2 separate regions of the Mus musculus genome follow, and region 2 is linked to region 1. The links are chromatin loops, found by intact Hi-C in ENCODE. Cell type or tissue: heart. All regions are shown on one strand. Region 1 overlaps Gas7 (growth arrest specific 7). Region 2 overlaps Dhrs7c (dehydrogenase/reductase (SDR family) member 7C).

Region 1 (5,000 bases):
AACCCTGTCTGCACTCAACTTCCAGAACACGAGTTCAAGGCCACTCGTAGCAATGCCGAGAAGGCTTAGAGCTCAGACTTCTTTACTAAAAGCAATTCTAGTCTCCTGCCTCCGTCCCAGCACTGAAGGGGATGACTGTCCATTTTCTTTGCATTCCACGTCAATGTGAATAGAAACCACACAGATTCCCTGGGACTGCTGGAATGATCTAGAAAAGGAAAGTCCTGTCTGAGATGCCACACTCAACACCATACCTCGAGGCTTCACCGAGAAAGGCCCTTGCCACCCTTCTGGGCGCATGTTCCTGTTGGGGTCGCAGTGAAGGGCACCCGAGGCGGTACCTACCCAAAAGTAGTCACAGTAGCTCCACTCGGTGGGCTTGAGCAGCTGTTGCTCAGGCATCGTGTCCGGGTGAGGGAATGTCACACAGTTGATCTGCAGGGTACAGAATTGGGAAAAGAACGCTGTCAGTGCAGGGTCAACTTGCACAGAGCACAGAGGAGGCCTCCCCACAGACATTCTGGTGGGATGTACGCAGCAATCTTCCCATGATCCAGCAGCCAGTGACTACTTCAAGTAAGTGGCAACAGGCCCTCCTTCCCACCCATTCTAGGGGCTACAAAGAGGGGAACCTCTCTTGTGTGAGTTTAGTAGGATCTATCGCAGTTGTGAACGCCTAGATCCTTTGACTGAGAGACTAGGTTGCAGATCTATCTGCCCATGTGTGCAGGGACATGGGTGCCTGATTTCCACCACACACTATCTATGGCAGTAAAAGGCTCGTCCAGAAGACTGGCACTTTCCAACAGAGAGAAGTTTGTAACTAAGAATGAGATGAGACAGGTGGTGGTTCCCAGCACCTGGGAGGCTGAGGAATTCAAGGCCATCCTGGGCTAGACAAAGAGACCCTGCATGATACACAAAAGACACCTGTAGAGGCTGCATGGAAGATACATGTATGTATATATGAGTGGAGGCAGACATCAGACTGTTTAGGGAAACAGCACCTATTGGGAGGTGGAGGGAGGGGAAAGAGGATCAGAAAGCACGGGAAGAAGTATTGTTCCATCCAGCCAAGTTTGTGTTACTTCCAAGCTGTCCACACCTTGTGGGCGTGGCTTTACTGCTGCTCTTACTGCTGTGGCTTCAACTCCCCACCCCCTACCCCAAGGCATCTCCCTTCAACCTCTCCTCACGGACCAGGCATCTGCCAATGTGCTGAAAGGAAGAGCCAAGGAGGAACCCCCAGGGGTTGGGGGATTGTTCTCAAGCTCTCACCTAGGAGGGGCATGCAAACAGCCAGTACCCCTGGAACACAGAATCTACAACTAGGGTGGGAGGGAAACAGCCTGTGCCATGAGCAGGGTCTATGGGCTGTGGACATATATCTCATGGGCGGATTAAGATCCCTGTCCTGTGTCACCAGACTCTGAGCTCAGGGTTTGTGTGTCAACCATCTTGAGTTCTGAGTGACAGCAATTAATTCAGGGTTAAAAACCAAAGGAGACAGACACCCCCCCCCCAACCCACCAACAACAACCAAGCAAAGTCAAAACACTATGTGCAACCAGCAGACTCCTATGTCAGCTGAATCGCACTTGGGGTCTCTGACTTAAGGGCAGGAGAACATCTGGCATCGAACTGGTTAGTGAGATAGTAGCTCAAGGGAATCAGGCAGAGAGTGATAGAGAAAGATGTGTCTTCCTCTGGTCTCCACATGCATTCAGGTATGTACATACAACTGTGCACGCACAACCACATGTAAATTAATAACTAACTAATGGAAGCCATAGACTTAAGACGCTATTGCCCTTCAGTATCTGGGGGTTAGAGGGGTAGGCAATGGTTTCAAGCCCCACGTGGATGGCAGAGTTTATAGATGCCAAGGCTTCCTTATGTAAAAGGGTACAGTATTTGCATATTACAAATAGTCACCCTCTGACCAGCTCTAGATTTATAATACTTAATTTGGGTACAGACACAATTTTCAGTGTGTAGTTGGTGGGGTCCCCAGCTAGGTGAATTCACAGGCCTGGACCTGGTATGTAGTGGCCACAGTACTCAAAGGCGGGCATGACTGATTTCTAAGGCACCTCATCGCCTGGGAGGGGTTGTTAGGACAGATGGGTGGGTCCTAGCCCGAGTGTGTGGTCAGAGGCTCTGGGTGAGGCCTGGGTGACTACTGGTGAGAAGCAGCGCTCCCAAGCCAGGCTGCAGGGGAGGAGTGATACCCAAGGAAGGTCTGCACCCACCCGTGGAAGACAGAATAATGAGCAAGCCCCAGGGTCTCAGAGCCTTCTCAACAGATGCCTACAGCAGGGACGAGAAGGTTTGGGGGTCTAGAAGGTGAAGGCCCCTTGTATGGCCCTGGAAGAGCCACGGGAAGATGGCCACAGGGCAGGAGTGAGGGTGGGAAGTGGGAGAAGCTGCCAACTCTTGATGCCCCTGTAACTCTCAGGATGCCCTGGTGAGGAGCTCTGGGGTACGGGGTTACTGTCTCTGTCACTTCTGGTTTGTGTTAGTTCAAAGGGGCTTCCCAGAGACGTCAGAGCCCTTCTCCCCCTGGTGGTCATGTAGAGAAGTGCATAACACTGAGGAAGTCAGATCACAGAGTGTTTAAATTCAGGTCAGGCTGGCAGCAGAGCTAAATGTTTGCCAGATAGCCCCTCCATGGTATGTGCTACCCTGGGATTCCCTACTATGCCGTGTCTCCCAAGCACCCTGCACACATATGTCGGTGTTGCTACTTCTGATGGCGTTTTCACACTCCCTTCCTTCCTGACAGCCCGTCTATGAGGGCAGGTGGAGAGGCAGAGAGCATCCTTCCCCAGGGTTTTCCTAGCTTCTGCCACAGCAGGCAAACAGTGGAGACCCAACAAATCGTCATTCTAGCAATGACTGGGTACTAGGTCTGCAGTGCAGCATCTGCTCTCAAGAGCCTGATAATTAAGGGATGATGGTTCTTGGGATACAATTCTCATTAGGGTAGGCACGGGATGCTGAGGCCACAGGAAGGGCTGGGGATGCTGAGACCACTCTTAGATGAAATAGTGCTTGAGGAGGCAGGCAAGCTAGGCAGAGGTAAGAATGTTCCAGAAAGGAAAGGGGCCTGCGTGTGTGTGCATGTGCATGTTTATGGGCACATGTGTGTGTTTGTGTGTGTGCAAATGCGAGTACTTCTGTGTGTGTGTGTGTGTCTGTGTGAGTGCATGTGTATTCACACATATGCATGCTGAGTTTGGCTCAGAAGCAAGAGGGGCCTTGCGGAAGCAGTTAAGTACAACGTGCCCTCTGCGTGAGTGCCCAGCCCCAAGTGGTGGAGACTGCACAGGATGGCAGACCACGACGGTGGCCCCAGGAGGGAACGCCTCAGGACTGCCCTCGACCCCACAAGTCAACAGTGGCAAGTCTGAGAGCATGAGAAGCCAAGCCTGACTATAGGTGTGTCCCCACACTGGGGAATGGGGGAGGGGAGATGAATGCATCTGGAGGGAGGGAGAGTCCACAGCAGTGGAGGGAACCTTGAGGGCAGTGAAATGAAGTCACCCCCAGGAAGCAATCAGGGCAGAAATGTCCATCTGCGAAAATGGCGCAGACCTGCACAGGGCAGGGAACTGAGGCACAGAGGCTGACAGGCCAGTCACAAGTGGTCCAAGTCCTCATGCTGACTCTGCCCCTCTGACCTTCAGGCCTCATAGCCAGGCTCCTGTGTCGCCAAACCACAAGGCTCCATTAGCAGGACTGCGGTGCTCAGGCAGGAAGAGGAAGTGGGACATGTCCTTCCCCGATACTTCCATGGGTAGATTCCTTCCCTCTCCTGGTGATTTCCAGGCAACTTATAGGAATGCACAGCTGCACCCCTGGGGAAAGGTGTGTCTTCTCTGAAAGCCTTGGGAACAATGAGGGCCTCCGACCCTCCTGGCCGTACACAGTAGACAGCCCAGGGATCTGTTTTATGCTCAGCATGAGCTAATCATGCCCCAGGTGCTTACCATGGGTGAACTCACGGACTCCTCATAACAGCCATGGAAGGCACTGAGCACAGAGAGGTTAAGTGACCTAACACAGAATGCTCAGCTCGTATGTAATAGTGGAGCTATGGCTTGAATCTAGACTAGGACTCTGGGTCTAGACTAGGATCCTAAACCCTGTCCCACATGACTTGTCCTATACCCTGGGGCAAAGTGTAGGTAGGCCCTACTCATGGCCAAGGCAGGGCTAAGCAGGAAGCAGAACGGGGGGGGGGGGGGTGCCTGTCTCTCTGTGTATGTGTGTGTATGTGTCTGTGTATGTATATGTGTGTGTGTATATATGTGTGTGTGTGTCTGTGTATGTGTGTATATGTGTGTGTGTATGTGTGTGTGTGCATGTGTGTGTGTGTAGGTGGGTGGTATGGCCCCTCCCACCAACTCCTCTGGGGATCCTTTGCCTCACCCACAGACATGTGGGAAAACACCTTACCCCTATAGCTGGGATGCTTCCTCTGCAGTGGATGCTCAGTTGAGACATTCTGCAGGATCATGAGGACTGCTCCCAGACACTCTTCGAGGCACAAAGGGAGCAACGGCAGCTGATGAGGCACCTAGCTAGGCCACCCACGTGTGACCCACCCACAGGGCCCGACGTGGGAAGCTGGGGCAGCGATGCCTGTGTCCCAGGGGAGGGCTTTAGTCAGTGTCTTTACAGCCTGCAGAGTTACATGGTTTGGGAACTCCGGCTGCAGCTAAGTACTCCGTGTGCCTTTCTCTGGCTTGGTAAGTGAGAAGATAGGAGAGGCCCCCACATGGCTCTCCTCCAGCCACTTGCTCCCTCCCAGGATGCCATGCCTCCAGACCGGTTACACTGCGCATCCAAATGAAGGGCCACAAGGTCCTCTAATTCCTCTGTCCTGTGCCTGGTGCTCTCCCTGTCACTGTTGCTCGAATCCCCTACAACCTGATGTGTCAAGTTTGTGCCGAGGGCAGTGAGCAGCCATTAGTGTCTGTCACTCTCAATCAGAC
Region 2 (5,000 bases), 150 kb before region 1:
GTGCTTGCATGCTGAGAGACCATTATATACTGAGAGAAAAGACAAAGGAGCCATTGTGTCCACTCTATGAAGAGGAAAGGAGAAGCTGAGAGTTCATGTGATGACATTAGGTTCCACAGCCAAAGGAGAAAAAGCATCAACTAGAATCCCGGCCTCCTGTCTCCTATGCCTCTGTAGGATTTTGGCCTCCTATCTCCTTTGCCTCAGTAAGATCCTGGCCTTCCATCTCCTATGCCTCAGTAGAAACACCCTCAGAGCTCACAGTAGGATCACCCTCAGATCTCACAGTAGGACAACTTTCAGGGCTCACACAGTCAGACCACCCTCAGGGCTCACATAGTAAGATCACCCTCAGAGCTCACACATGTAGGACCACCCTTAGAGCTCACACAGTAGGACCACTCTTAGAGCTTACACAGTAGGATCACCATCAGAGCTTGCAGTAGGACCACCCTCAGAGCTCATAGTAGGACCACCCTCAGAGCTCAGGGAACACCCAATTCTACTTTCATGAACAGAGGGAAGTTTAAAGCAAGGGCATTTCTTCACACTACTAAGAGGGCTGAAATCTAGATGGACCATCACAAGTATTGTTGAGTAGAGGAGAGATTAGAACCCTTATGGCATGCTGGTGGGAATGTAAATGGTGTGTCTGTTTTGGAAGTAGCCCAGGAGTTTCTTAAACATTAAAATATAATCCCTCTTCTAGGTTTGCACCTGGGAGAAATGAAGCCATGTTCTCACAGAAAGGATTCATGCATGTTCATAGAAACATTACTCATAATTCCAAAGTGGAATCGCTAGATAGCTGTCAATAGATGGATAGATAAATAACGTGGTACATTCAAGCGATGCAGAATTTGCCATCAATTGAAAGAAATGTGGATGTATGCTACAATACTGCGCTACAAATAACAAACATCTACAAGAGCCAGTAATGGTCTGCAACGGGGAGGTGTTCAAAAGGCCCACCTCTGTCTGACGAAGACATTGTCTGCAGTGCTGTAACCACTTGTGAGTTATCCATGTTCCTATAAGGTAGCTCATCCTCTGTCTCCTGTCTCCAGCGCCAATGAAACGCTTTGGTTCGTCAAGCTAGACTTGGGCAGAACTATTTCTTGTGTCTATCCTTGGCTCTTTATCGGAGTGAGTAGCTATTTGTTCATCTCTCCCAGGAAAAATAAACACAAAAGGGATATTAAAAAGGTGGGACTGGTTCCACAGTGACACCCAACAGATTCTGGGAATACACCCTTACAGTGTCCTCCACACGCATCCCCCTTTTGGGGCTTCCCAATTCCTGGGATTCTTGGTGGCGATAAGTGTGTCTTGGATAAACCTCTTTGGCTATGACATTGCTATTACACAAAGCTCCACCCCTGGGTTCTTCTCCTTTTCTTTTCTCCCTTTTCCTTAGAGAAAGTTCCTTTTCCTCCTGTTTTGTGATGTGTGTCCTTCTTGTCCCCAGTTCTGATCTTTGGGAACCACTTCATAGAAGAAGAAGTATTTGAGCTAGGGCTATACATGTATGTAAGAGTGTGACTATCATGTCACCTACAATATTACATTGATGCTACACATGTCTTTCCACCTGTGGCAGTGTACTTTGGGAGAAAAGAATTTTGTCTATTATATCTCCAAGTCTCCCAGGGAACTGAGACATGAAAGAACCCCCACCAAACCCATCTCTTCGTTGGATGAGACACCATTTACTTCATGTGGTCCCTGGCATAGTCTAGACTTAACAGTGCTTGCCTGACACAAAACATACAGCAAGGACACTTTTTTTTTCTTTTTTTGTCTTAGCGACTTACAAGCTGTGCGGAACGGGATTCCAAACTTCGCTTGGATGTTGTTCACTAACACAATCTGGCCTGTTCTCCTGGAGATCATGTTGGGAAGCAGAACTGGAAAATACAAAGAGTCCCAGAGAGAAATCTGAGATTGGCAGGCCATAGAGGCAGATCCCCACCCCACCCCCACTGTTACCCATGGTTCTGCTACCTTGTCGTCATCACCTATTAGACTGCAAGGGACAGAGACAGAGGTGGTCCCAGGAAGTCATTTGATCCAGTGTTTCCAAGAGAGACCAATTGGCTGGCACATTGCTGGGTAGTTTAAAATAAGCCACTTGATAAGTGATACAGAATTTGATAGTAGGTAAGCTCTCTCTCTCTCTTTCTCTTTCTCTCTCTCTCTCTCTCTCTCTCTCTCTCTCTCTCTGTGTATGTGTGTGTGTACCTGTGTGTGTTTACTTGTGCACTCACGATGGAGGCCAGAGGTTGACTTCAGGTGTCATTGACTCTTTTTATTGTTTGAGTCAGGGTCTGATCCATCATTGAACCTGAATCTTGCCATTTCCACTAGACTGGCTAGCCAACAAGCTCCTGGGATCCTCTGATCTGCCTTAGAGCTGAGCTTACAGTCATGTGTCACCGTACTCAGCTTTTACGTGGTGCTGGGAATCTGGTCCTCTTGCTTTCAGAGGACCAGCACTTTATCTGTCTCCCAGCCCCGTCTTCTTCATTTCTGAAGACAGAACCTTTGGCTGATTATCATGCTTACAGAAGAACAGCTCGAAGGCTTATGTAGTAAAGCACAGGCAAAAGCTGAAGCCAGTGGTCCAGAGAGACAGATTGACCAGGGAGCTGTGGACTGGGTACAAAGAGAAAAGTATTGGGTGGAGTGTGGGTGAAGAGCAGAGTTTCATAATAAAGTGAGAATATAGCAGTAAGACACTTCCTTTTGTGACCAACATTTACAGTGGGGACCTGAAAGCTTTCAGTACTCGAATTAAGAGCTTTCTTGGGTCTGTCCAGAACCAGATGGCCACGTGGTGGCACCACAGGTCTTCCCATAGAATCTAGTGGTTCACAGACCCGGAGGAAAAATGAAACTCACAGGACCTTTGGTTAAAGTGATGGGTCCGAAGTAGTTGGCATCCATGATCTTTTTGTCAAGCTCCAGGGAAATCTTGTGGGCAGGCCCCTTCACTTTCACGCTGGCATTGTTGATGAGGATGTCCACACAGCCGTAGCAGTCCAGGACCTCTTTGGCCACATCTTGAACACAGCTAATGTCTGAGAGATCCAGGAGGACCAGCTTGGGGGTGAATGTCTGTTGGAGCAAGGAGAGAGTCAAGACATGTTTGGGATTACATCCTTGGCGATGTTGGGGGACCTCAATCAAACAGCTACCCTGCTGAGAATTCAAAGTCATCGAATAAGTAGAAAAACAAACCAAGACAACCGGGAAGATGTAAAACAACTCTGAGTTGAAGGAGATGGCTGGAGAATCTTGGTTTGGAGACCAGGCCAGCAATTAAGGGTGAATATACAGTTGTTTGAACTTGCAGCCAGGACTCCTCAGCCGATAAGACCATTCTTGACAACTAGGTGACTCTTTGGAGACTACGAACTGATTCTAGTACTGGCATCATAACTCTGAGTACTACTGGTTTCTTTTGGAAATTGCTTACCAATTTGTTTTATAATAAGGCAACAAGAAAATCCAGCACGGCCGTTGGCAGGCATCCTTTGTTTTGGATCAAAATCGTGTATTCCATAGAGCGCTTCTGAAGCATCAATTATGTACTGGGAGCTGTACTCAGCTCTGGACACGTGCTGTCCTCAAGGTGTTACTGGTTTAGAAGTAAGGATGGGGGCAGGGCTTGGTAGTATCCTGGAGTCAAGGCAACTTGTGGCAAATGCTAGTTCTGATATACACCCTCGAAGAGAAGGTTCCCACTGAGGGTCACATATGTTTGGGAAATAGTCATCGATTTTTAAGTTCTTTGGGGGAAATACATACTAGCATATCAAAGGCTCTGAACAGTCCAGCAGTAAAGAAACTGAGACAAGCTGGACTGGAAGCCAGCATTTCCCACACAACTTGGTTTTTACCCCAAACCTAATAACATCCCAAGAAAGGCTCCATGTAGTATTCTGTGTGTTTGTGGTTAATCTGTCTCCTCATGTGCCAGGGTTGACTCTGAATTCTTTTGAGCTGTTTGCAAACACCAACTTCAATCTCAGGAGCAAGGAATTTCTTTTCTTTCCAATTTAAATCCCAAAGAGCGCTGAAGGCAACTCCTCTAACCTGGATAGCTTACGAGGGGCTTCCTTGACTTCTTCCTTGCAATTATGCCTTGTGTTGTTTGTTTGTCTTTTTCCTTGTCTTTGTCTTTATCTTTGTTTTGTTTTGTTTTGTTTTGTTTTGTTTTGTTTTGTTTTGTTTTGTTTTCCAAGACAGGGTTTCTCTGCATAGCCCTGGCTGACCTGGAACTCACTTTGTAGACCAGGCTGGCCTCAAAGTCAGAAATCCGCCTGCTTCTGCCTCCCGAGCGCTGGGATTAAAGGCATGCGCCACCACGCCCGGCGTTTGTTTGTCTTAATGTCACCTCTACTTGTAGTCTCAACCCACTTCTGGGACACCACTATCTGTGTTATTTATAAGTCTGGCTAACACAGACGTGGGGGATCAGTGCCCAAGCTTCACCCTGACAAGTGATCAAAACAAGCCTTTTGCTGGGCAAACAGGCCTCTGTCAGGGTCTGTGCCATCACCGTCACCTCTGATTTCTCCAAAGCCACTGTCACATTTCCCTGTAACTGTCCCTAACAATGACGAGGATCAGGGTATCCAGAGGTTCCTCAGGCTGTCTGGAGAGAGTCTTACCTTGCTGGGGTCAGCCACACTGGTCAAGGTGGCATAGAGGCTCTCCAGTCCCTCCCAGTTCTTTCCACACAGCACCAGCCTTGCCCCACCTGCATGGAACACCCGAGCACACTCTGTGGAGGAGAGAGAAGGGAGGCAGGGTTTACCTTGTGAATGGAGCTGTAGAAAGGAGTTCCTGTCTTAGGGACTCCTGATGTCACATCTATCACCATGAGCCTCTCCTCCTAGAGGAGTCATTTCATTTGATCCCCTCCTCAGGCTAGATGTTTTAGGGGTGCTGAGGATAGAACCCCTACCTTGCTTGTGTTACTCGAGTGCTCCAGC

What was found. Hi-C counts contacts between places; a loop is a spot of excess contacts. Peaks named below come from ENCODE experiments on the same cell type or tissue, not always from the same donor. Only the 100,000 strongest peaks of a DNase experiment are listed, where the experiment ranks them.
Region 2: it touches region 1 in a loop (8-fold over the local background); 3 of 42 quality-filtered maps call a loop at or near these places.

The regions. Positions count from the first base shown.
Region 1 is chr11:67,655,454-67,660,453 of GRCm38, reverse strand. Gas7 (growth arrest specific 7) reads right to left here. Exons shown (of 14, transcript NM_001109657.3): 6 at 346-435. Among named protein-coding and RNA genes, the nearest start is that of Rcvrn, 37 kb to the left of the region's middle. In heart, a CTCF peak has its summit at 2,573 (motif pointing left); no DNase peak of the experiment used is centred here; H3K27ac peaks cover 566 bases.
Region 2 is chr11:67,809,572-67,814,571 of GRCm38, reverse strand. Dhrs7c (dehydrogenase/reductase (SDR family) member 7C) reads right to left here. Exons shown (of 7, transcript NM_001013013.2): 3 at 4,677-4,789; 4 at 2,907-3,117; 5 at 1,815-1,907. Among named protein-coding and RNA genes, the nearest start is that of Dhrs7c, 14 kb to the right of the region's middle. In heart, a CTCF peak has its summit at 2,835 (motif pointing right); no DNase peak of the experiment used is centred here; H3K27me3 peaks cover 321 bases.